Regions from separate parts of the Homo sapiens genome. Here region 2 is linked to region 1. A link is a loop called in an ENCODE intact Hi-C map of the cell type or tissue named here. Cell type or tissue: A673. All regions are shown on one strand. Links, peaks and the distances in the headings refer to the core of each region. The heading gives the core; the rest is flanking DNA.

Evidence for each region. Peaks named below come from ENCODE experiments on the same cell type or tissue, not always from the same donor. Only the 100,000 strongest peaks of a DNase experiment are listed, where the experiment ranks them.
Region 2: it touches region 1 in a loop (5-fold over the local background); 1 of 110 quality-filtered maps calls a loop at or near these places.

Annotation. Positions count from the first base shown.
Region 1 is chr6:50,929,804-50,942,195 of GRCh38, forward strand. No RefSeq gene overlaps it. Among named protein-coding and RNA genes, the nearest start is that of TFAP2B, 120 kb to the left of the region's middle. In A673, for the core only: a CTCF peak has its summit at 6,812; DNase peaks (open chromatin) are centred at 5,858, 6,178 and 6,598; H3K4me3 peaks cover 1,093 bases; H3K27ac peaks cover 1,722 bases.
Region 2 is chr6:50,830,971-50,843,362 of GRCh38, forward strand. It overlaps TFAP2B (transcription factor AP-2 beta), which reads left to right. Exons shown (of 7, transcript NM_003221.4): 4 at 5,091-5,310; 5 at 7,005-7,123; 6 at 9,186-9,327; 7 at 12,122-12,392. Among named protein-coding and RNA genes, the nearest start is that of TFAP2B, 18 kb to the left of the region's middle. RefSeq lists an enhancer at 11,584-12,089. In A673, for the core only: no CTCF peak of the experiment used is centred there; a DNase peak (open chromatin) is centred at 2,111.

The DNA.
Region 1 (12,392 bases), core at 3,945-8,944:
TTTGGTAGATAGTATTTTACCTTGTCTTCAAAAGACTGTGACTTGGCAACTGAGCAAGGACAGCTACTTGTGAATTTATCAATACAAAAATGTTTAATAAGGTTTTCTTTTAAACATTTTCTGTTTTTTACCTTCATGCTTTGAGACATATCTAACAGTTATTCTTTCAAATCTTGAAACAACAAATAAAGCAAAACAAATAATTTTGGGTGACAATCTCAAAATAAATTGAGAAGAACAGTTTTTGGAACAAGGAGTTACATTTTTAGTGATAACATTATATGTATACATAGAGTCAAATTGCTTTTATTTGTGTTCCTGTTTGTTGTTCAGCACAATATCCAAATTTCATGGTAACAGACTGCATCCTTGTAGTTTTATTCCAAGAAAACTCTGTGTTCCAGAAATTTCCTGTTTTAGTTTTCAAATGTGCTTATTTATCTGGACCCCTAGCACTGAATAATCAGTGTTACCATAGTCATTAAATGCTTTTTCCAACTTCCAGAAAAGTTGACTTTATTTACCTATTTATTTAAATTAATTTTTATGTAGAAAATATATTACAATATTTTAACTTTAAAACATTCAAATGATACAGAGTTATAAGACTAAAAAGTGAAATTTCTTTATTATCTTTCCTTGTAATAACTACTTGACTCTCCAGGAGCACTAATCACAGTTTGGTATGCATCTTTTTAGAACTCTGTTATTTATTAACCTACATATATCTGTACATTTACACACATAAAGTGACAGATCATACTGTGAGTCATGTCCTACAACTTGCCATTTTTATTATTTTTTACTTATTTTATTTTTTTGAGATGGAGTCTCACTCTGTCACCAGGCTGGAGTGCAGTGGTGCGATCTCGGCTCACTGCCACCTCCGCCTCCCGGGTTCTAGCGATTCTCCTGCCTTAGCCTCTCGAGTAGATAGGACTACAGGCACGCACCACCACGCCCAGCTAATTTTTGCATTTTTAGTAGAGACAGGGTTTCACCATGTTGGCCAGGATGGTCTCGATCTCCTGACCTCGTGATCCGCCTGCCTCAGCCTCCCAAAGTGCTGGGATTACAGGCGTGAGCCACCACACCTGGCTTGTTTTTATTTATTGACAAGTCTTGGGAGTCTTTCCATGCCACTATCCTACTTCTTTCTTTTTACTTGTTACATAGTATTCCATAGAATATATTTATTTTATAAAACATTTCTATAGACACTTCTGTGGAATTTTTAAAAATATATATTTAATAGACCCATAATAATGCTATATGTTTATGGGGTACAGTGTGATATTTTGATATATGTATCCAATGTGTAATAATCAAATAAAGGTAATTGGGATTACTGTTACCTCAAACATTTATCATTTATTTGTGCTGGGAAAATTCAAAACCATCTCCTTTAGCTACCTGAAAACATGCAATAAATTGTTAGGTATCATCACCCTGCAGTGCTACAGAACAGTAGAGCTTGTTCCTTACATCTAGCTGAAATTTTGCCTCCATTAACCAAGCTCTACCTATCTACCCTACCCCTTCCCTTCTCAGCCTCTAGTAACCACTGTTCTATCCTCTACTTCTATGAGATTATCTTTTTTAGCTTTCTATGGAATATTTTTATTTACTATTTATTTATATATCTCCATTTCACAAAGGAAATGTGTATTAAAAATAATATATAGTATATAATAAAAAATAAATTTCATTATTTATTTATTTTTAGAGATGGTTCCTCTGTTGCCCAGCTGGAGTGCAGCGATGAAATCATGGCTCACTGAAGCCTTGACCTTGTGGGCTCAAGTGATCTGCCCACCTTAGCCTCCAAAGTAGTGAGGACTACAGATGCATGGCACCATGTCCAGCTAATTGTTTTAATTTTGGTAGAGATGGGGTCTCACTATGTTATCTTCCCCAAGCTGATCTCAAACTCCTGGCCTCAAACAATCCTCTTGCCTCAGTCTCCCAAAGCATTGGGATTATAGGCATGAGTTATGACACCCAGACAAATTTTTGTTTTTAGATACAGTGATGCTTCCTTATAGGTTCACCTTTTAATCAAGTGCACGTATTTCTCTTTTTTTTTCATTTTTGTTAAAGAGTTTTTCCTCCCTTTTATTTATTTATTTATTTATTATTATTATACTTTAAGTTTTAGGGTACATGTGCACAATGTGCAGGTTAGTTACATATGTATACATGTGCCATGCTGGTGCGCTGCACCCACTAACTCGTCATCTAGCATTAGGTATATCTCCCAGTGCTATCCCTCCCCCCTCCCCCCACCCCACAACAGTCCCCAGAGTGTGATGTTCCCCTTTCTGTGTCCATGTGTTCTCATTGTTCAATTCCCACCTATGAGTGAGAATATGCGGTGTTTGGTTTCTTGTTCTTGCGATAGTTTACTGAGAATGATTATTTCCAATTTCATCCATGTCCCTACAAAGGACATGAACTCATCATTTTTTATGGCTGCATAGTATTCCATGGTGTATATGTGCCACATTTTCTTAATCCAGTCTGTCATTGTTGGACATTTGGGTTGGTTCCAAGTCTTTGCTATTGTGAATAATGCCGCAATAAACATACGTGTGAATGTGTCTTTATAGCAGCATAATTTATAGTCCTTTGGGTATATACCCAGTAATGGGATGGCTGGGTCAAATGGTATTTCTAGTTCTAGATCCCTGAGGAATCGCCACACTGACTTCCACAATGGTTGAACTAGTTTACAGTCCCACCAACAGTGTAAAAGTGTTCCTATTTCTCCACATCCTCTCCAGCACCTGTTGTTTCCTGACTTTTTAATGATTGCCATTCCAACTGGTGTGAGATGGTATCTCATTGTGGTTTTGATTTGCATTTCTCTGATGACCAGTGATGGTGAGCATTTTTTCATGTGTTTTTTGGCTGCATAAATGTCTTCTTTTGAGAAGTGTCTGTTCATGTCCTTTGCCCACTTTTTGATGAGGTTGTTTGTTTTTTTCTTGTAAATTTGTTTGAGTTCATTGTAGATTCTGGATATTAGCCCTTTGTCAGATGAGTGGGTTGAGAAAATTTTCTCCCATTTTGTAGGTTGCCTGTTCACTCTGATGGTAGTTTCTTTTGCTGAAGTGCACATATTTCTTGAAAACAGACAGTTAAAAGGAAGAATTTATTAGTTGAAGGATATACTCATTATCTACTTCCTATTGTAGGCTAGTTTAAAAATAAACGCATTAGGCCAGACGTAGTGCCTCACGCCTGTTATCCCAGCAGTTTGGGAAGCCGAGGCAGGTGGATCACCTGAGGTCAGGAATTCGAGACCAGCCTGGCCAACATGGAGAAACCCCATCTCTACCAAAAATACAAAATTAGCTGGGCGTGGTGGTGGATGCCTGTAATCCCAGCTACTTGGGAGGCTGAGGCAGGAGAATCACTTGAACCTGGGAGGTGGAGGTTGCGGTGAGCTGAGATCGTGCCATTGCACTCCAGCCTGGGCAACCAGAGCGAAAACTCCATCTCAAAAAACAAACAAACAAACAAAAAATGCATTAACATAATAAACATAACATAAATTCCCATGGTACAAATTCAAATACTAAAGCAAGGCATAATGTGAAAGTTAGTGACTTCTTCATTCCCTAAACACTGTGTTTTACTTGCTGCAAAGGTAATTCCAATTAATATTATTTTGAGCATTTCAAGAACAATTTTAAGAATGCACATACACAAAGAATACTCACACAGAGACAGATACGCATATGTGTATTCATGTTTATACAATGTAATTATATATTATATATTTACACAGACTAAGGACAATTACTTTAGAAAACACTTAAAGTGATGTGGTTTAGAAGCTAAAGCTTTGGAGTTTATTTTGCAGGTTGTATACAATGTTTTTCTTACTTTAAATTCTCTTTGGTCTTCCAAGTTAATACATTAAAACAGCAGAACTATTTTAAGTAAGTTTATTAATATTGCAATTTCACACTTGCACATGGGAATTTTACTACAAAATAATACACAATCTTAACATAGGTATTGTATTTGCATCTGATATCCCACCCTCACCATGATCGTGGATGGTTTGATTTTCTCGCTTACATGCTTACCTGCTTGCCCTATATCAGTGTAAATGAAACCATAACTCCTCAATGAAATATATTACATTTCTTCACCAAATGCCTGTCCTTGTGACAGCATTACACCCAGACAACAGGTAATATTTTTCACATTATAAAGTAGCAGCTTTCTTTCTCTGCATTGTTCATTTCCAAAAGTAAATTTGTGCATGCCTGTAATCCCAGCTACTGGGGAGGCTGAGGCAAAAGAATTACTTGAACCCAGGAGGCGGAGGTTGCAGTGAGCCAAGATTGCGCCACTGCACTTTAGCCTTGGAGACAGAGTGAAACTCCTCTCACAAAAAAAAAAAAAAGAATAAAAGGTGAAAATATAGAGAAAATTTCAGTTTAATGTTTATTAATGCAATTCCACAAATATGTGCTAGACACCAAGGAGAATATTAGACACCAAGGATAATATAAGGATGAACAAGATATATATGTGTCTTCAAGGAGCTTCCAATATAGTTACAGAGCTAAGAGAAAATGTTACAGTAGTATAGATTATAATATATTATACAGGAATGGCATGTACAGAGCACTTGGCAAAAGGCTACAGGAGATACAGAGATGAATCTTCATCTTAAGGAGCCTAGTTTATGCCAGTGAGGGGACTTAAGGCATGTATACAAATAACTTTCACGTAAGCAAGAATGAATTAATTGTCACAAGAGACAATATAATCAGTGTTCAAAGAAGGCAAACTCCTATTTGACCAAAAGAGGCAGGAAAAGGTTTCAGAGAGGAGATGGAATTTACAGTGTGCTTTGAAGGATGCATAGAAATTTGACAGGCTACTAAAAGTATTCAAAAGGAACAGGTGCATAAACATTGTAGGAATTATTTTGTTTGATCAAAAAGTACTCGTATGTATGAATAGCTTTGAATAAAAAATAATCAGTGACATCTCCTCTGGTCTTTTACAGAAAAATGCAGACAATTACCCTTTTAGAGGCATAGGCATGACTGAGGCAATGTCTAGATAAAATGAGACTATAATTCAGTGATTCCCTAAGCCTGAACCCAAATAAAGTAAATATCTACTTATTTAAAATAAAATTTATATCCATACCTAAAAAGAGTTGAAAAAAAATCACATAAATGCCCATCTTAGTGGTACTAATAATAACTGCAACCATATTTTACTAAAATTTTCAAAGAAATTCATAAATTGTGGATTGCACATCCTCACTTTTCAGGTGAAGGAATGCTCAGTGGAGTTAAGCAATTGTCTTGAGTTCACACAACCATTAAGTGGAAGAATTAGGATTCCAAACCATGTCCTACCGACTCCAAAGACTCTTTCTTCACTTCTGCTTAACCCCTTCTTCTTACCTGTTTACTGGAAGCATAGCATAGAGTCAATATGGTTGTACTAGAGTTCCTGTTTGCCAAAAACAAATGTCACTCTAGCTAAGATAAATAGAAAAGTAAATTGTTAAAGGTGATTGGCCAACTCACTGAATCTTTAGGAGAGCCAGGAGTCAAACTTGAAGGCTATGCATCCAGATAGGGTACCCAGCCCTACTGCTGCACTGATTTGATAGAGACCCCATGACCACCACCTTTGTACATGGCTCTGCACAGGGTGCTGTTGACACTGATTCAAGGTGCCAGTAAGACCTGGGCCACTGCTGCTCCTGGCTGCTAGATAGCCCTATGCCTCTCTTGCCAGAAGGAAGGAGTTCCATGTGGTGTCTCCTTTCTCCTTTCACTTTCTTCCAAATTGAAGTTGTAAGTGGGTGGGTCTAACTGGCAGAGACTAAGTCACATGTCATAACAAATTACAAGAGGATCTGGGAAAACAAATGCCCAGCTTCTAACTTGAGGAGGAAAGACTCAGAAATTGAAAAATTTCTCATATTGAAAGGATTTTCAAAAGGTCCCAGATAGGTTAAAAAATCAGTGGCCAGGGAAGTCTCATCTTGTATAGGATTCCAGCGTTTGTCTAAATTTTTCTTTATCTGTCTGAAATTCCCATCTGCCCTTTACTTCCTTGTTTTCCAAAGGTGACCTCACCAGAATCTCAATTCTAACATTATGCTGGCAATGACCCAGGCAGTAAAAAATATATCACCAAATTAATTTAGTGGAAACACTAAAACATTCATGGTCTTAAAATTTTAACAGAAGCCTGTGTTTTCTCCATTAAAAAAATTAATCGTGTAGGATGTCTTTAGTCAAAAGACAAATCAACTGGGTTGCAAAAAAGACTAAATAATGGCATTGTAACTGTACAAATCTGACTTTTGGCTGCTTTTTATAGGCCTGAAAAAAATATCAAAAGCAGTAAAAACTTATATTATTTCTGTCAGTAGTCCTTTTCATAAAATGTTGTGAAAACAATCTCTCTAAGAAGGAAGCAACATACTGAGCAACAAGCCTCAGTCAGGAAGTTCATTTTTTCTTTGGCTTACAGCCCAATGCCATCAGAACTAATTAAAAACAGAGCCACGCTGGTATGGGGCTCAGTGTTTGGGTTTTACAATAACAGAGTCACAAAGCAGGGGGATGTCTAATGAGAATAGTTTCTGAGTTTGTTTTGTAGCATTGGGCAACTATGTCAATTACTGGAACTGCAGCTCAGGGCCAGCACCCATGCTGGGATGTGAGAGAGTCTTACTGCCTTACAGATTGAGCTTCCTCTTTGATACATGTGATATGCATGTCACTTGTATACTGGTGCCACTCCTTGGCTGCAGATTATATCAGAAAAGGCTGATGCCACCTAGCTTCTCTCATCTGAGGCCAGATCAAATGTTACCAGGACCAGATTTCATCTGCATTATTAGCTATGCTCCAGTTAAAAAATAAAGCATGTCTTTCAGTTGAAAATTATTAGAAATGAAGGCTCTGACTTATACAGCCATATGTATGAGCTGCTGGAGAATTAATGTGGGATGGGAGGGGAGCACAGAAGGACATACATTCCAAGGTAAAAAATAGAAGAGCCAAATAGCACGGCTAAAATGTCTTCTTGCTTTCCTGCATGTATAATAGGGATAAAATCAAGATTTTTCACCCTTGCTTAAAGAATCAAAATTCACTCCACCCATACCCTAAAAGAACGTTTATTTGTTATTTGTGTATATGGGGATTATGGTGTATGATGTCCTGGTCATTTAAGAAATTGACTTGGAAAAAGAAGGTAGGAGAGTCATGGAAATAGCTGGTAAAACACAAATAAGTAGTTATCAATAGAGTGCTTGCAACTCCATATGATCTTTTCAAATTTACCAATTTAACCGTGTGTTCAAGGAGATTTTTCTTCTCCTTCATGCAAACCATAATGGCAGAACAATTCAGTGCCAAATGTAAGCACCATCGATGTATTAAAAAGAACTGCAGGGCTGGGCATGGTGGCTCCCTCCTATAATCCAAGAGATTTGGGAGGCTAAGACTGCAGGACTGCTTGAGGCCAGGAGTTCCAGACATCTTGGACAACGTTGCAGCACTGTACCCCAGCCTGGGCAACAGAGTGAGACTCTGTGTCTAAAAGTGAAAATAAAATAGAGTAAAATAAGAGCTTAACAAATTTTGTATCCACTTCTTGTGGTGTGATTTAGTGCATTTAAGACAGATGTGTTTATTTGTACTTCTGTTTCATTTACATTTCTTTTCATATTATAAGAACATATGTAAAGAAAAGTCAATAAATATGTAGTTTTAGTAGAGGAATTAAAGTAAATATTCAGACATTAACTAATTAACTTATGTAATCAAGTAATTGGTCATCTCAATTATTAATGTCTTATGAAACATGCAAGATCTTCCTTTATGCTTTTTAAAGTTGTGAGCAGACAAGTTTATGATAGATGAACATGCTATGAGAGCAAGATTCTAAGAAGGCTGACATACACATTCTAGTCCAGCAATATTTATACAAATTAATTTAAAACATTTAATAATTTATATATTAATTCTCAATCTCAGTGGTGATTAGGCATAAAGAATAAGAATTTTTAAGTATGTGCAATTAATATTATTTCACAAAGTAGAATATAATTTTATACTTTTTATTTTCTTACTTCATTCACTCTCTGGACTTTCAATCTGTGTTAGTATTGGATATTCCCCCTATATCACATATAGTGCATTTCACAGAAACATATATTTGCCTTGAGAGTTCTACATGACAAAACCTAATTGGCTGGGATTCCTTAATGTCTCTCTCTCCAGCACCTCCTCCCAAACCTCAAAAAGCATTTCATCCTATGCCCCGGGAAGTCTTTGATAGTACATTGAGCTAGATATCCCATACCTGTGCTCCCAAGTATACTGGTTTCCAGAGGCCTCAAATAGCAAAGCTCTAAGTCAGTCATGGTGGCGCGTGCCTATAGTCCCACCTACTTGGGAGACTGAGGCTGGAGGATCACTTGAGTCCAGGAGTTTGAGACCAGCCTGGGCAACATAACAAGACCCTGTCTCTTACAAAAACAAAAAAACAAAAACAAAAACAAAACTCTGGAAAGAAGGCTCCAAGCAGTTTGTTTGGAGAATGGCAACAACATTAGCACCCCAGAAATGTCATGTTGGCACACTTGGTGATGCCATGGCCTAGAGTGATTAAGAAGTGGGACTTGGAACTCCAGGGCCTATTAATTGTGGACCAGAGAAATGGCAGGTAAGGAAGGAGGCAAGGAGGAAAAGAGATGGGGACCGAAAGAAAGTTTGACAAGCAGAGACCTCTTCAAGTTGAATTCAGGTCCTGTGACTGGACCTGAATATGACGGGACAGTCTCTAAAACTCTACTCTGTTCAAATAGAAAGGGACAACATCAAATCCATTGTCACAGCAGGATTTACAAGGGGGTGGAGTTTGCAGTCTAAATCCTACAGAAGTGGAACATTGAAAGTCACTGGTGGTAATTTAGAACATCAACAGCATGAATGAAGAAGACTTGATTTTTTCCTTTTCTTTCACTATGAAAAATGATGAAAGAACATGATGTGTTTGGGAAGGTGTGAAGAGTTTGAGTGATTTTAGAGTTTTTGCTTTAGTTCTTGTTTATACTCAACTTCATGTATAAACTTATGTAAGTGATTTTGTAGAGCAGCCCCAGTCCCTTGTATAATCATCTTAATGCAAACATTGATTTTATGATCTATGGCTTATAGTGTTGTAACCAATGAATGGTGAAGGAAGAGAAATTATATTTAATTTGGTATCTGTTACATGCCGGATCCTTTATGACATATCTTATTTATTTCTCAATACCACCCCCCAAAATGGGAAGTGATAATTATTTTTCACAACTAGAGAAACTGAGTCTAAGATGGAAATAAAATTAAGACCAGATAATTTGATTTAAAGAAAACCATTTTCTTTTCTTCAGGGGCAATTTTTTTTTTACATTCCACCACATATTATTTATATGTTTATTATATTTCTTATGGAATTTGAAAATCATTGCAATCCAGTGGCAGTCCAAAATGATGTATTAATATCTTTGAGGTATCTACTACTTAAGTAGGAATTTTATCTCCCTAACAAAAATAAAAATAACATCTTTGGCTAATGCACACAGGATGTTGACTACACTAATGTGTATTTGTGAAATGCTTTCCCATATACATGGCAGGTTCACCAACATAACTCATCCGATCTTGACAACAACTCTGTAACCTGGATGTTGGTTAAAATTGATTGCGGTAAAAATCTAAAAACAAACTGGTTGATATTAAGTAATTCATTGAGGATCCAAGTAGACAAACTGGAATTAGAATTCAAAGCTTCACATGCCTAGTCTTGTCCTTGTAGGATGAGATTCATGTTAGAAAGTGTACTGAAGACATGTGCAAAGACTTCTTCTGAAATTAATTTGGAATATCACAAGATTGGGTTTGATCTCTCAGCACTCTGCATTGTTCAAGGATTTGGGGGATTAGAGAGAATGTGCTTCAAGTGGCACTTCATGGTAAGCTAAGACGTTATGAAAAGTATTTCTGTGGTTTCTTTTTATCCAACTGATGTAAGAGAATTCCTGATGGGAAAAATAACTGATTTTTTAACATTCTGGGCCACTAAAACTTTCCCACAAATTTTGACATATAATTATATTGGTGTCTAGAAGTTGAACAAATACATGGAATTTTTTTCATGCCACCCAAATTCATCTCCCACCAATTCAGTGGCATCAAATATTCCTTATTTCCTGTTTACCCACTATACTTGGCAATGACTTGTAGCACTGGCCTGTTGTTCTGTGAATGTGTCATCATTTCAGAGGTGCCAGCGGGCTTTTGGCAGAAGCAGGATTAGTGTGCATTACTGATAATAACTACCAATTGGGCAGCAGTGTTGCCCCTGGTGCAAATTATAAATGACCTGTGTTTTTAGTCTTATCATATTCCTCTTGATAGTATTAATGCCTTCATTAGAAAACATTTATGAAGCTCTTATTGGACATGAGTCATTATGGGGATGCTACAAGAAGAGAAAACAAAGTGCTGTTCTCGAGGAGCTTTGATGTGGTAGGGGACTTAGGCAGATGTAAACAGGTGCATCTATAAGGCTACCTCAACAATGTCCTGTGGGGTCCATGAGGACATTTCTAGCAATTTTACTGTTCTCTAAACCAATCATTCACTTTGCCTTTATAATATTTGAAGGAAGGAAATATTAATAGGTGCATTTGGCTCCCTTTCCTCCCCAAAATAAAAGCCATTTCTTTTTTTCCATAGACTATTTTGGAATTTTTTTGGTGATGTGTGCATAAATTCTTTCCATGAACAATTCTTGATAGTGGTACATAAACACGTAGAGGTGAATAATTGGATGGACTGGAAAGATAATGTAAGATGCTGCTGCTTCATTGTAATGTGTAGTCATTAGTGCAATGGTCACTTTTTCCAAACAGAAGGGGAGAATATTGAAGTATCAAAGTCTTTCTTTTGTTTAATGTGAGTTTTGGTTTGTTGAGCCATCTCTTACAGTATGACCTTCTCAAATTCCCTCACTGAAAATAGATCCAGAAGAGACTAACATTATGCAGGTTTAATTGACTGTGATCCTGTAAAAAATTAGAACCACAGTTTTTTGTGTCCTCTACATGTGGGTGTTGAAGAAGAAACCTAAATGAGACCTCTTGACCTGGCTACAGCCATTGTGTTTGAGTTTGTCTTAGTAACATCAAACCTTATGTTAATTATCACCACCGAATTCTCCTTCATTAAAATTTAAGATAAAAACTGCTTTAAAGTGTTGAGTGTTTTGAAAAGAAAGCCAACAGTGTTAGAATAGAATAGTCATGTTAGTGGTAGCCAACTTTTCTATATAGTGAGCAGCTATTGAATTAATACAAATGGGCAGAATAAAGGAAAGAAAATATTAATTGACTGGATTTTGGGGGTTTTAAGTGGAATTCCATAGTTTCCCTGGGTATTTTGGCCAAATAAGAATGTCACCTGTGGTGGGAATGTAATGGTGCAGTTGCTTTAGAAAACAATCTGGCAGTTCTCCAAATGGCTAAACCTAGAGCTACCCAGCAACTCTACTCCTAGGTATATACCCAAGAGAGATGAAAACATATGTTCATGCAAAAACTTGTACATAATATTCTTAGCAGTATTATTCATAACAGACAAAAAGTAAAAACAACAAAAATGTCCACTGATTGATGAATGGATAAACAAAATGTGGTATATCCATATAATAGAATATTATTTGGCAATATAAAGAAACGTAATACTATAACATGGATGAACCTTGAAAACATTATGCTAAGTGAAAGAAGCCAGTCACAATGTACCCCAGATTATATGACTCCATTTATATAAAATGTCTAGAATAGGAAAATTTATACTTAGAGGCAGAAAGTAGAATAGTGATTGCTTAGGGCCGGTGGAGGAAGGAGGGGTTTGGGGAGATTGCAGGGTGATGGCTAAGGGGTATAGGGTTTTTTGGGGGGAATGAAAAGGTTATAAAATTGATTGTGGTGATGGTGCACAACTGTGTAATTATACTCAAAGCCATTGAATTGTACACTTTAAATGAATGAAATATATGGTATGTGAACTATATCTCAACAAAGCTGTTTTTTAATAAGAAGAATGTTGCCTGCATTCAATGTCCCAGTATATAAAACCAAACCACTTTATATTATCAGTGTTAAAACCCTTACTTGTATTATGTTAGTTGACCTTTGGTCTCTTTTAATAAAGATTTAGTATGACTTATATTCCATTTTATAAGGTGGGTATATGAGAGCTAGGGGAGCTATCTTATTATCACATATAATATACCAGCAATGCTTTTGGTCACTGTGTAAAAAAGCCCCTTTTTAA
Region 2 (12,392 bases), core at 50-5,049, 100 kb before region 1:
ACCTCATTAGTAACAGATTGGCAAGTGGTCTAGGTTTGGGGGTCTCTGAGTCTGTGTTTATGAAGCTAGAAGACTTAGGCATAAATGATGCATGTCTCTATCTCTATGTCTCTTTCTCCAGTTATGGTAAGGCCCCTTCTAAAATTTAACCAATCTAATTTTTCACCTGTGTTTATGTCACCCCATAGATTATGGGCTCCCTCTCTTGTTATGTTTGCTATCTGGGCTTAGCTGACATTTCTGAAGTAATTTAGTTAAGAGGAAATGAGTTGTTCCCAGTAGAGAGAGCAAACGAGTGGAGTGAAGGTAGCCAGCGTGATAAATGGCTCTTTCATTTGAAGATCTCCAGAGCTCGTTTACGGCTAATTTTCTGTATTGGCCCCCTTTGAGCTATTAATGCAATCTGCAGGGACCGTGGCCCCTCTCCTCTTAGCTGCCCCATTAGAGCTCCCATTAAGCTGCCTAGTCTCAACTCCATGGCGGGAGTGGGCGGGGGGAGTAATGAAAGGTGCTTTTTAAACTCTCCTAATCTAAACCGGCAGAGGGTGGTTAATACGATTTGAAGGGGGCTGGTCAATGAGCAATCAATAAAGTAATAATGAGAAGGATTCGGTACATTAACAGTCTAAAAATCCAACGAGACATTAAAAAATCATTCTTAACTCTCAGTTCCATTAAGATTAGAAATCTGGGGGGAGGAAGAGGGTGTACCCAGCTAATAAAAATGATCACTGCCACCATCATGTTGCTTAACTCAAAAAAAGGCTCACCTAAACTTTAAGAAAAAGTTTTTGGTGCAATAAGAAGCCAATATGCAATCTGTTTAACACCTTAGACAGCAGAAAATATTCTGGGATTTCTTGGAAAGGCTAGCGTGGCTGGAATCCAAGGTTCAAATGTTGTGACTGTGGGGCATTTTCATTGGTCTTAGGGATATCCTGTTTGGTTAGTTTCAGTTCATCCTCCATTCTCTCCCACTTTCTTTCCCGTTAGTTCTGGCCCCTTCCCCACATAAACACTTTGACTGGTGTGGATTTTCTTTCATGGGAAATAAAGAAATTGCCAAATTTCTATTACAATTGATTCTGTTGGGATTCTTCTGACCTAGAAGGTAAAATGCTCTGAGAGTCTGTCAGAGTCTCTGAACGGTATGAGTTTCCTCTCAAAAGGAAGAAGTTCCCATTTCCAGGTTGGACTTGGATCCCAATAGCTATTTATCAACTAGAGACCCTGAGAAACACTGCAGCCACTCTTTCAAAGTCAGGTAGGTTAGACATTCTTCTTCAACACTCCAAGTGCTGAAACTGAGAGAGACAATAAATGACTTTCTCAAGGTCCTATACACCATGTAAGTGATGAGACTCAACTCAGTTTCCAGCCTTTTAGCCTTCTAGACTCTGTCCCTATAAGATGCCAATACTGGATGTTTGAGTTTTTTAATATCCCTGCTTTATTTGTGGAAATTATTTTTTTCCCCACAATTTCAGTCCCCACACTTATACATGCACTATAGTTGTGGAATAAAATTTTACACTCAGGTACATGAGGAAGTGTTTAGATCTGAGGAAAGGGTGCTTTGCTGGTGAGAAAAAGAGTGCTAACTTTTAGGGGCCACTTTGAGTCAGTGCTAAGCCTCCTGGTTGTTTCCCAATGTCATTTACATCTTTAGGTCAAGAGTGCCTTTCGAAGGTACTTACCTTATGAATCTATAAGATAGGTTCATTTCTTCCCTTCTCCTCACCAGCAGATAGAATCAAATACAAAGTTCTCAAAACTATAATTTCACACTTAAGTTTAAAGAGTAGAGATTAAAAACTAGCCTATTAACACTTTAGCTCTTCTATAGTCAACTAATGAATAGTATTTTCTCTAATCATTTTTCTTTCCTCTCTTTTAAATAAAACTCCAGCCATGTTAATGAAATATTGATCTGTTTTTAGCCTTTTTTTACTTCTCCCCAGCATAATGCAGCAAAAAAGGGAGGGGAATGAGTTTTGTGGGTGTTACATCCAGAACTTGGCCTTGACACCCAACTGGGAACTGAAGAGGAAAAAAATACTTCTAATGTATGCACAGAAAATTGTAAACATGTAAAGAACTGAAAGCTTCATGCTGAGTTTTGCCATGCCCCATTTCCTTACTATTTCCTGCTGTCGCTTTAAACCTATCTCAGTCATCTCTGGGTTCCATGAGCAGGAACAGTGTGCTCATAATTACTAACAAATCAACCAGGCCCTGTTGAGCTCTGGGTTTATTGATAAACTGGAAGAAAGCAGAAGGGAAAAGACAAAGAAAGTAAAATATGGGGTTAATCAGGTGAACTAAGCAGGTGTGAAAGTGGAAGGGAAAGTAGATTATGATGGAGTTATGGATCTAAAGGAAAGTTGGGACAAGAAATGTGTCAGATCTGGTCTAGGGGACCAATACTAAGGAGAGAGGTTTAGAACATGAGGATAGGAGGCTGGGAACACAATTGTGATACTTAAATTAGAAAATGGAAATATAGTCCAAAGCACATCTTCTGACATTGTCCTTGCTTTGACTGGAAGGGGAAAAAACAAAAACAAAAACAAAAACAAAAACCTTCCCAGAGAGGGCAGTGTACTGACAGAAGCTGATTGGATTGGGGGTATGCAGGTGATAATGTATATGCAGAAAGGTACTCAACCCATGGCAGGGAGCAATATACATTCCCCAAAGGAAATAGCTCTTGTCGGGTGAATCAGGCAATTAACAATAGTGAAATTACAGGGTGGTTTATAACATTTCTTTAAAGGCCCGGCTTTTCCAGAGGTTTAGCTTCTGGGACAGGGAGAAGCAGGTAAGATTCCAATACTCAGTGGGTATTTGGTTATCCACTGTGGGAAGCAGGAAGTGAATTTAGTACTTTCAGCTTAGTGGAGTTGGTTGTTATTTAAAAAAATATTCTAAATAGTATTTAGAGATAAATATGTTGCTAAGTATAGAGGTGAGATTTTTATCTAATTTATTTCTATAATTCATATCATGTTAAAATTACAAAGGGCCATCTATATTTTGGAAAATAAGTTTTTCCAAGTTTTCATAATGCCAACTCCCATGATTGTCAATTATTTGTTTTTAATGCCTTCACTATGAGTCTGAATTATGGAAATCAGCACTGTTGTGAAGAGTAAGATAGACTGAAATAGATGCCCCCACCAATCACCTGTCTATTAAGTGACTTTAACTTCACATCTCACTCAAATCTGATTAACATTCACACTTCAACTTTTCATTGATTCATTCTTAAATGGGAAGCAGATTCACTGATGAGAAAATGAGGGAAATCAAAAAGAAGGAACACCTCTCTATATCCCCTGTCCCCGCCCCATGACAGGGCAGAATATTTACTCTGTTGCCAACATCAATTCATCCATCTGGGACAAGGTCTTGGGCTCTGTGGACAGATCCATAGATCCTAAAATGCCTACTGGGTAGTAGCAGAAGGGAATGTTTTAGTCTCCTCATCCACTCTTGTAATAAAGCTCTTTTCCACAAGGTGTTTGTAAAGGATCTAATGAAATTCATAGTAAATAAAAGATTTGGGAGCAACCTGGCTTCTAGGAGTCTCTAAACAACTATGGAGGTTTGTATACTGGAATCTGTGGTAGAGAGAATAAACTGTTAGAGAAATACACAGTATTGGTTAGTCTGTTCCATAGAAGGGATGTTATGCATCTTGTTTGATATATAGGGTTCTAGGCTCCAGACGACAGAAACAGCCTATCTTTTCCCCACACAATTACAAAGTGAGATAGACTTTATCAAATAGGTAGGGTTGGAAACCTCTTTTTTCACACCAGATGCATGTTTCCAAAGATTTTTTGGACTGGTGATCGACAAATACCATGAAGATTTGGAGGCCTCATATCCCAGTGGAAGAAGCAAAGTTACAGGGAAAGTCAGGAGGTATAGCCACCTGTTTAGGGGCCTGTAAAACCTACATAAAGAAAATGGGCTTAAGCAGTGAAGTCCAAGGGAAAATACTGCCAGGGAACTGGGAGATGGACTGTTCCTCATTCCCAGCCTTCTGGTTCCACTGAGCCTAGCCTCTTTCTGACATGCAGATGACACTGAAACACAATTAAGCAGAAATACAGGCTGGAGAGGCTGAATGCACCAGGGTAGCAGTGGCAACCAGCTGTCAACTCTTATTAACTTCTGCATAAAACATACCTTGAGTGCGGTTTGTTATCAATTACTTGCCGAAAAGAAACAACTGGGGCAAGGCAAGACCGCCGCTCATATGAATTAGAGTGATTGGTTGATTGATCAGGGCACCTGTTGTAAATCATAACTGTTCCAAACAATCACTAGCCGGTGCTTTAATTTGTAAACAAAATTCATGTCACTGCAGAATTGCTTTCACTGAAGATGAGCATTTGGGTTCCTTTCTAAATGAATCTGTTGTTATTATGTAGGGAAGAATGGGGCCCACTTTAAAGAGATGAGCAGCTGTTTTGGGCCCAGCTCCCCAGCTCAATGGTATTATTTGTCTGTTCTTGGGCATAGTATCTGATGGGGTCCACCCTCCTTATCCTTTCTAGTGATGACCATAGATCTGGGTCCAATAGGAAAGGAGGAAGGGGTTTCCATTGGAATTACCATTTTATATCACCGCATGGTGATAATCACCGTCAGGCTTCAGCACCAAATGAGATAGGCATTATTATCCTCAGGAGACAGATAAGGAAACTGAGGAGGTTCAGACAGAGTCAGTCAGGTGTCTAAGGTCACAGAGTTAGCACACGATGGAATAAGATTTGCCTGGTTCCCAGCACAGTCCAAACTCTGGGTTGTTTGATTTCTTGATTTGGGTAGTGAGCAGGACTGTAGCAAATGACACTCATATGTCTACACACGAAGTAAGTTTCCAGAGGAGGTATGGCTTTGCCATCTGTTTGTTTACAGCTCTCTGAACGCACTGCAGCCCCACTGGAATAAACACTTCCTCCCTCAGCTTTCCACTTGGTGTCTGTCCTGTGGCCTCACACAGAGACACATTCTATCAGCCGGTCATCAGGATCGAAACTTGGTCACCTTTATGGCAATTTTTTCTCTCTTTCTAGTTCCAGTTCCTCCCAAATCGGTGACTTCTCTAATGATGAATAAAGACGGCTTCCTGGGAGGCATGTCTGTCAACACCGGCGAGGTGTTTTGCTCCGTCCCAGGCCGTTTGTCTCTGCTCAGTTCAACTTCGAAGTACAAAGTAACTGTGGGAGAAGTTCAGAGACGGCTGTCGCCCCCTGAATGCCTCAATGCATCTCTCCTCGGCGGAGTCCTCAGAAGGTAACCCCACCACGAAAAACAAAAACAAAAACAAAAAAACAAACAAAAACCCACCAGTTTTTATTTATTGGACAGTGAGGAGAAGGTTCCAGCAAAACCCAATCTGCAGTCTGACGCAGTTGCCTAGCAACCGGGTGGCCGGAGCATTGCTTTCGCGCAGCGCTTGGGAGGATCCGCGGCCGCCACCTGCTCGCCCACAAACTCTAGTGTCCTTGCATCCAGGCCTGCCCGCGCCGCGCAAGTCCTACCGCAGATTTTGCCGCCCTGGGAACCTTTCACTTTCCTGGCCCTGCGCCTGGCGCCTCTCTTCCTGTCACCCCTAGGACATCTCAGGGGGCATTCTCCAGCCTGAGTACAACGCGGAACTAACAGCCCCCCAGCCCCCCCACAAAAAACCCCATAAGTTTCATGAAGCAACTCTCTTCATACCTTCAGTGTACTCTTTCTCTTTTATTGCATGTTTTAAATGCAGTTGGCACCCAGTGAAATTGGTCTTTCAACCTGCTGATGCACTGTAACCCAGTTTGATAAACTCTTTTTCTAAATTTGTGACATCCCTCTTTCAATAACACCACCACCAATAATAGCAATAATATCACTTTAGAAGTATTTATAGGTATTCCTGGGAGCCATTCAGGTGCTTCACAGTATTCCACAGCCCAGAGACTGACTCCTCCTCGTGGAAATGTGAGAGAATGTGGATTTTATCTTAAGATGTAATGCCTCCCTTGAAGTCCCTGCCAATGCCTGAACACTTTGGCAGTGTCCCTGATATGAAAGTGACTTTGTCTGAGACAAAACTTTCCAAGATGACCCCTTCTGGGGGTTGACAGTCCTTTTCTTTCCTAAAAGTGACTGTATGAATAGTACAGCAAAAGAGATTACAGTAACTGAGGATTTTTACTTGTACTTTTGTCCATACTTTAGCACATACAAGGAGAATCTTGGGAGAAATTAAGGGTGTGACCCAGGAACTTTCTCATTTTGAATCCTCTTCCTCTGCCCTCCTTTGATTCAGTTTTCAAGTGAGTGCTTTGAGCCTCAGAGTGTGGAAGTTTTCAATCACCCCCTGAACATTAAGCCTGTATATATAAATTTGCAGAGATGAAGTAAAATAATCAATATAAAGTGCTTATCACATAACTACACTTCCAAAAGTGTTAGTTTTACTGTTATTATGATCATCACCATTTCGATTTCAGTCTGCCCTCTCCTTTTAACATAACACCATATACAGCAACTCTTGACCCCTTCCTCACAAAGCCCACCTGTTGCAGCAAGTGCGCTCTCCTCTCTAAGCCACCTGGCTCTTATCCTCTTTTCAGCAAGGTTGTGCTTGCCCAGTTTCTGCTCACCTCACTAACTCCATGACAAGGAAGGAACATGCACGTGCATGTGCAGCTTCTACCTTCTCTAGACCCATAACCTACACCTAATTATTCCCATCTGGTATCCTTTTTTTTTCTTTTCTCACAAGATAAAAAAAGAACACTCAGTTAAAAAAAATTCTCTGTATTGCAGAAATTAAGCAAACCTCAGCAAACTATCAGCAAATAACCAAAAGGAAGGGGGAAAAATGTGCTAACCTCAAGTTAAAACCTCTTCAAGCTCCACTGGGCTTTAGATTGCTAAGTCTAAACTTTGTTTCAGGAACACTCTAAGGTTAATCAGAATGTTAATTCTTGCAATTTCAGAGCCAAATCGAAAAATGGGGGGAGATCTTTGCGAGAAAGGCTAGAAAAAATCGGTTTGAATTTACCCGCGGGCAGGCGCAAAGCAGCAAATGTCACGTTACTCACCTCCCTGGTGGAAGGTAAGCAAGACGTGTGGCCATTTCACGAAGTGGCTGAGCTTAACTGTCGGCTGGAGGCTGACATTTTACACATTTCATGATTAACTGGAAATCGTTGTGATTGTTGTGCTCTTATGAGCTGGATGTCAAGCGGCTTCTTGAGAGAGGTTCAAAGGTCCTTTTACTTAGAGGAAGCCAGCAGTTGTAGACAGGGCAAGGGAAGTATTTGAGAGTTCCTGTGCTCTGAAAAGTGCTCAGGTCCAGCCTCCAAGACAAAGCAGGGGTCACTCCTGCTGTCACGTGCAGGACATCCTCTATGTGAACTCTTGCAAGAGTAACTCTTTAAGCAATAATTCATTCTATACCCCTTCACCTTGCCAGATTTGAATTGTCAGTAGTAGAAAACACATTGCATTCATGACCCCTAATGGTTATTTTAAAACTTTTGTCACTCCTAGGGCCAAATCTGCAGATTACCTGGGACATGTTGTTATTGAAATATTGATAGCTTAGTAAGGCCAATGATAGCTAGGGGAAGATTGGGGAGGAGGGGTGAAGAAATATGTAGGGGAGTCAGGTATTATCTTCAATGTAGATTCATCAATTGTGAATTATAGGGTGATAATTGCAATAAGCACCTTATAATTTGCTCATCAGTTTGGGTTTGGGGATGATATTTATGGTATGTAATAAACAAAATCATCTACACAGTCCAGAACAAGAGGATCTGCAGTTGAATTTGTGGGAAATAATATGAAATACAGTCAGATGGTCCTAATGGAGGAAGATGCAGAATTTTCTCTAGCATCTAGCTTGTAGGTCTTGTGTTTTAATTCCATTTGTATGGGTGTAATATTATGATGCTCCTGTAGAGAGTTGGTTTTAGAAGATGGAATATTAAAATATTTAGGCAGCAACCATTAATCATCACAGTTACAGGCCTTATACTTGGCCATTTTTAAGGCAAAGTTGCTTGGCCTGAACACCCTCCAGAGGCAGGAATCACTGAAATTTCCAGACCACACTTACTAGTGGTTGACTCTTAGCCTGGAAGTTTCACATTTTACCCTTCAGGGAATTGCTAATATCATAGTCCTCATTTTGGAAAGCAATCAAGGTAACCTTAGCTCAAGACAGGGATTTCAGGGGAGAAGGGAGGAAACTGGAAACCCCACTAAAATTCCAATATTTGTTTGGCAGTTTTTGGTTTTGTGACTCCTTGTAAGCACCATGCCTGAAGTCTTTTGTTGTTATGATAATAATGATTAAAAGTAAGTCATCCTCCTTAAAAATAATGTAGCTATGGGGTATTTCAACATATCTGTTTTTCATGTATGGGATCTGTCCTTGAACCCCAAAAGGCTGTGTTTAAAGGGTAATAATGCTTTACTTGAAAGGGGCTTTCACATAAGCTGAGTAATACCTTAGATACTCCAGTTTTCTGTAGCTGCTGTGTCATCTTTGTGCAGTGAAAAGTCCTGAAGTAGGAGGATGATGACAGGAACCTCTGAAGGGGAGAAACCTGAAACTTGACTAGCAGGAAAAGTGACAAGGAGAATTATTATTTCATTGCAGATAGAAATACTCTTTCCATATACATTTTACATATAGTGTTTAATATATGTGGACATATATACACATGGGCTTGTTTTTATATATTTGTTGGAATACAGTTGTAGCAAGATGATGGTCACTTTTAAATTTTATTTAAAGCAAGTGTGACAGATGCTTTAAAAAGAAAGAGGAATCTGGCTTAAATGTCCAGCCAAATGTCCAAATTCAATTATAAGGTGGCTCTTGACAAAAAGATTAGGGTGTAGGAGACCCCGTAGCTATTCAGGGGATGTCTAGCTAGGAGTTGGCTCAGGGAGAGGCAGGAAAAAGAGACAGGAGCAAAGTTGGTCCCACCAATTTTAATTATAGCTTGAGAATCATTTTTCCTTTAGGCATCTCTCACCTTTGCTTTTGGCTCCAACAGCTGGCCTTCTCTGGAAATACTAACAAAGCTGACAAGGGAATGTCTCCGCCCTGGGATATTTAGGGCCTGGGTGCTGATTATTACCTTTACTGCTGTCTTTTTCAGGAGAAGCTGTTCACTTAGCTAGGGATTTTGGGTACATTTGCGAAACGGAGTTTCCCGCCAAAGCCGTCTCTGAGTATTTGAACCGGCAGCACACAGACCCGAGTGACCTGCACTCCCGAAAGAATATGCTGTTGGCCACCAAGTGAGTTTATTAGACTCTGGGCCCTCATCTCACTCCCAGCTGGCTAGGCCACCCGACTTTGGAGTAGGTGGTGGGGAGGGGCAGAGAAAGAAGCCAGAGGGTTGTCTAGAAGTAGCATTTGCAGCCTCTGGCAAGCAAGGTAGGCAGAGTTGATGGGCTACAGGTTTGTCTCAGGTGTCCTCTCTGGGGAAAATGGCTTTGTTAATCCGAATCCAGCCTTCTTACAATTCTCTTCTATCACTCTGGGGATGTCAGGCAGATCTTTTCTGAGGGAGTTCTTGTTCCAGCTCTTCCCTGGATCCGAAGGTGCATATTTCTGCTTGGGTTTCACATCTATCTCTCTGTCGTAGCCACATAGCCATGTGTGCTCGCTCAGGGAGTCTATAAAACCCACGTGTACCCATCTCTACCCACAGCTCTAATTACTCCGTTTCCAACGTTGCTGTTTGTCATCTTCCACAGACTTGTAAAATTTACTACAACTCCAGAGGGGAAAATAGTAAATCTCTGGCTAAATTTAGGTCTAGAGCTCATTTGAACTTTTACAGTGGGTTTTCTATTTATTTGATTTACTCCTGTCTTTGGCTTCGGTGTCATATTGTTGGTGTTTTATGGCCGGCTCAGGCCTGCAGTGGGCGGCGCTGCGTGCGCCCGCACGTTTCTCTTGCAGGCGCGGCCCAAACAGCCGCGCTCATTTATTTAGTGTTGGAGGACGCGGTTTGTCCCGTTGACAGCGTAATTTAAAGAAATATATGGAAGGCTGAAAAATCATTTGCTCAAATTTGTCCAGATGTTTTTGAGACGTGATTGGAATTTGATTGCCCCTTTCCGCAGGGTCAAAAAATATTAATGTCCCAGAACTTTAATTGCTTACAGACCCTGGTTTGGGCTTTGAAGATTTAAAATGTTTGACTCTAAGCATTTGTTCTCCCCAGTTCAGAATGTCTTTTTTGGCACTTTGGTAATGAGTACAAACTTAAGGAAAGACTTTACCCATCTCTCCCAATGATCAAAACCTGGCATCCACCCTCTTTCTTGAAGGTTTTCATCTGCTGTATCAACCAGCAGTAAAATAGGTATTTGTCAGTAGATTGCCCTCCTGCCCCTTGCGCTGGTGTCTGGTGAGGCACGGGGTGTGTGTGTGGGGGGGATCAGTTGTGCTTTATAAAAGAGGAAGGGTACTTTAGGGAAAAAAATAAAACCAAACTGTATAAATCAGATAGGACCCACAAATGACTCTCATTTCTCTAAGGTATGCATCTAACTACCCACTGTCCAAGCACTGTGGCTTCTCTTAGGCCAGCACTTCTGAACCTAGGGTATCAGAATCAGCTGGTGAGCTTTTTCAAGATATTTCTGTATGGGGCTATCCTCAAATCTTCTAAATTGGAATTACTGGAGGTGGGGGCCTGGGAGTGTGTGTTTGAACCCCACAGGTGTTTCTAAGGTGTACCTCTTAAGAGCTTAAAAACTGCCCCACTTTGGTCAGAACCCTTATCTATTTCTTCCTGGTTGTGAGGATGTATGTGTGTACTTCAAAGGGAGAATCGAGGGTGCCTGTTAGTGTTCTCTATCCACCCATCTTAAAACCAGCAACAGTTTAGCTTCTGTGACTGGGTGGTATTCCTCATCAGATTTAGCCACTATCCCAAAGTGGCAGCACCCTAGGAAAGGATGCCCCAGGATTCTTTGAGTCCAATCACCTGCCCTGTTTACCTGTTGGCTAGGCCAGGTGTGGCCAGGTATCTGTGAGTCGGGCCAACCCATTGTGGGTCTAGGACTGGAGTGCTGTAGGTTTATTTTTTTCCTAAACCCCACAGACCCATAGGCTGGGTACAGGCAGGTGGACATGAGAAATCTGCCCATCTGTGAAAAGCTGTGGCCTTTGGGATGCTGTGTGTCTGCCTGCCAGCCATTTGACCTTCAGGGCTAGAACCATCCCATCCAGCTCCTATATTAAAATTTCTCAAATAAGCTCAATCCATAGGTAGGCACGCAGGATTTCTAAGGCTGGGAGATTCCTCTAAATTGTAGGTGGCTTGAGGAAATAAAAACCTTCAACAAATAAAAATCTATCCTCCCTAGTGTCTTAACAGCCTACCTTTAGGTTTTATTTAAACTATATGGGAATCCTTTTATATTGACAACAGTCTGGTTATACAAAGATTTTCAGTGCCCTACACTTGGAAGAAAGAAAGGAGGGAAAGGCAGAAACTAGCTCCCTCCCCCAATACTGCAGGTAAACAGGTTTTTGCTTTGAATGGAATCAGCATTCTCTAGAATAAACAGTTTCTTGCCCTGGGCCATGGAAGGCTCCAGCAATCTGCTTCAGTGCCAGGGACAGGCTTGTGGCCGAGGGGCCTAAATCTTTCAGGGCTTTTTGCGCCTGATCACCAAGAGGTTGGAGAGGTGGGAGGGGCGCGGGGGAAACAGCTCAAAAGAAATGCCAGGTAAGAGCTCAATATTATGAAGTATTAAAAATCAACTGCTAAAGCCTAGCGAATGTCCCAAAGCGAGTCCAGGCGGTCCTGGAATGGAGGGGAGAAAGGCTGAAGTCGGGGGAAGGCAAGGCTTTGGGGTGGAAGGGGTGCATTACCTCCCCACCCCCGCTTTCCTTTCAGTCCCAGCTGCTCGAGAAGGGAGGGCGCTGGGAAAGGAAACAGAGCGGAATCGCCCACATTAGCCTCGCTCTTCGGTGACCCGGCGCCTCTGGGCTTGTGTGAGCGTCTCCTTTCTAATGCCAATGACAACGACACTGAGGGTGATTTTCTGTGCCTCGCCCACCCCTTTGCAGGCAACTTTGTAAAGAATTTACGGATCTACTGGCGCAGGACCGGACACCGATAGGGAACAGCCGACCCAGCCCCATCCTGGAGCCGGGGATCCAGAGCTGCCTCACGCACTTCAGCCTCATCACGCACGGCTTCGGCGCCCCGGCCATTTGCGCCGCGCTCACGGCCCTGCAGAACTATCTCACCGAGGCGCTCAAAGGCATGGACAAGATGTTCTTGAACAACACCACCACTAACAGGCACACGTCTGGGGAAGGCCCAGGTAGTAAAACT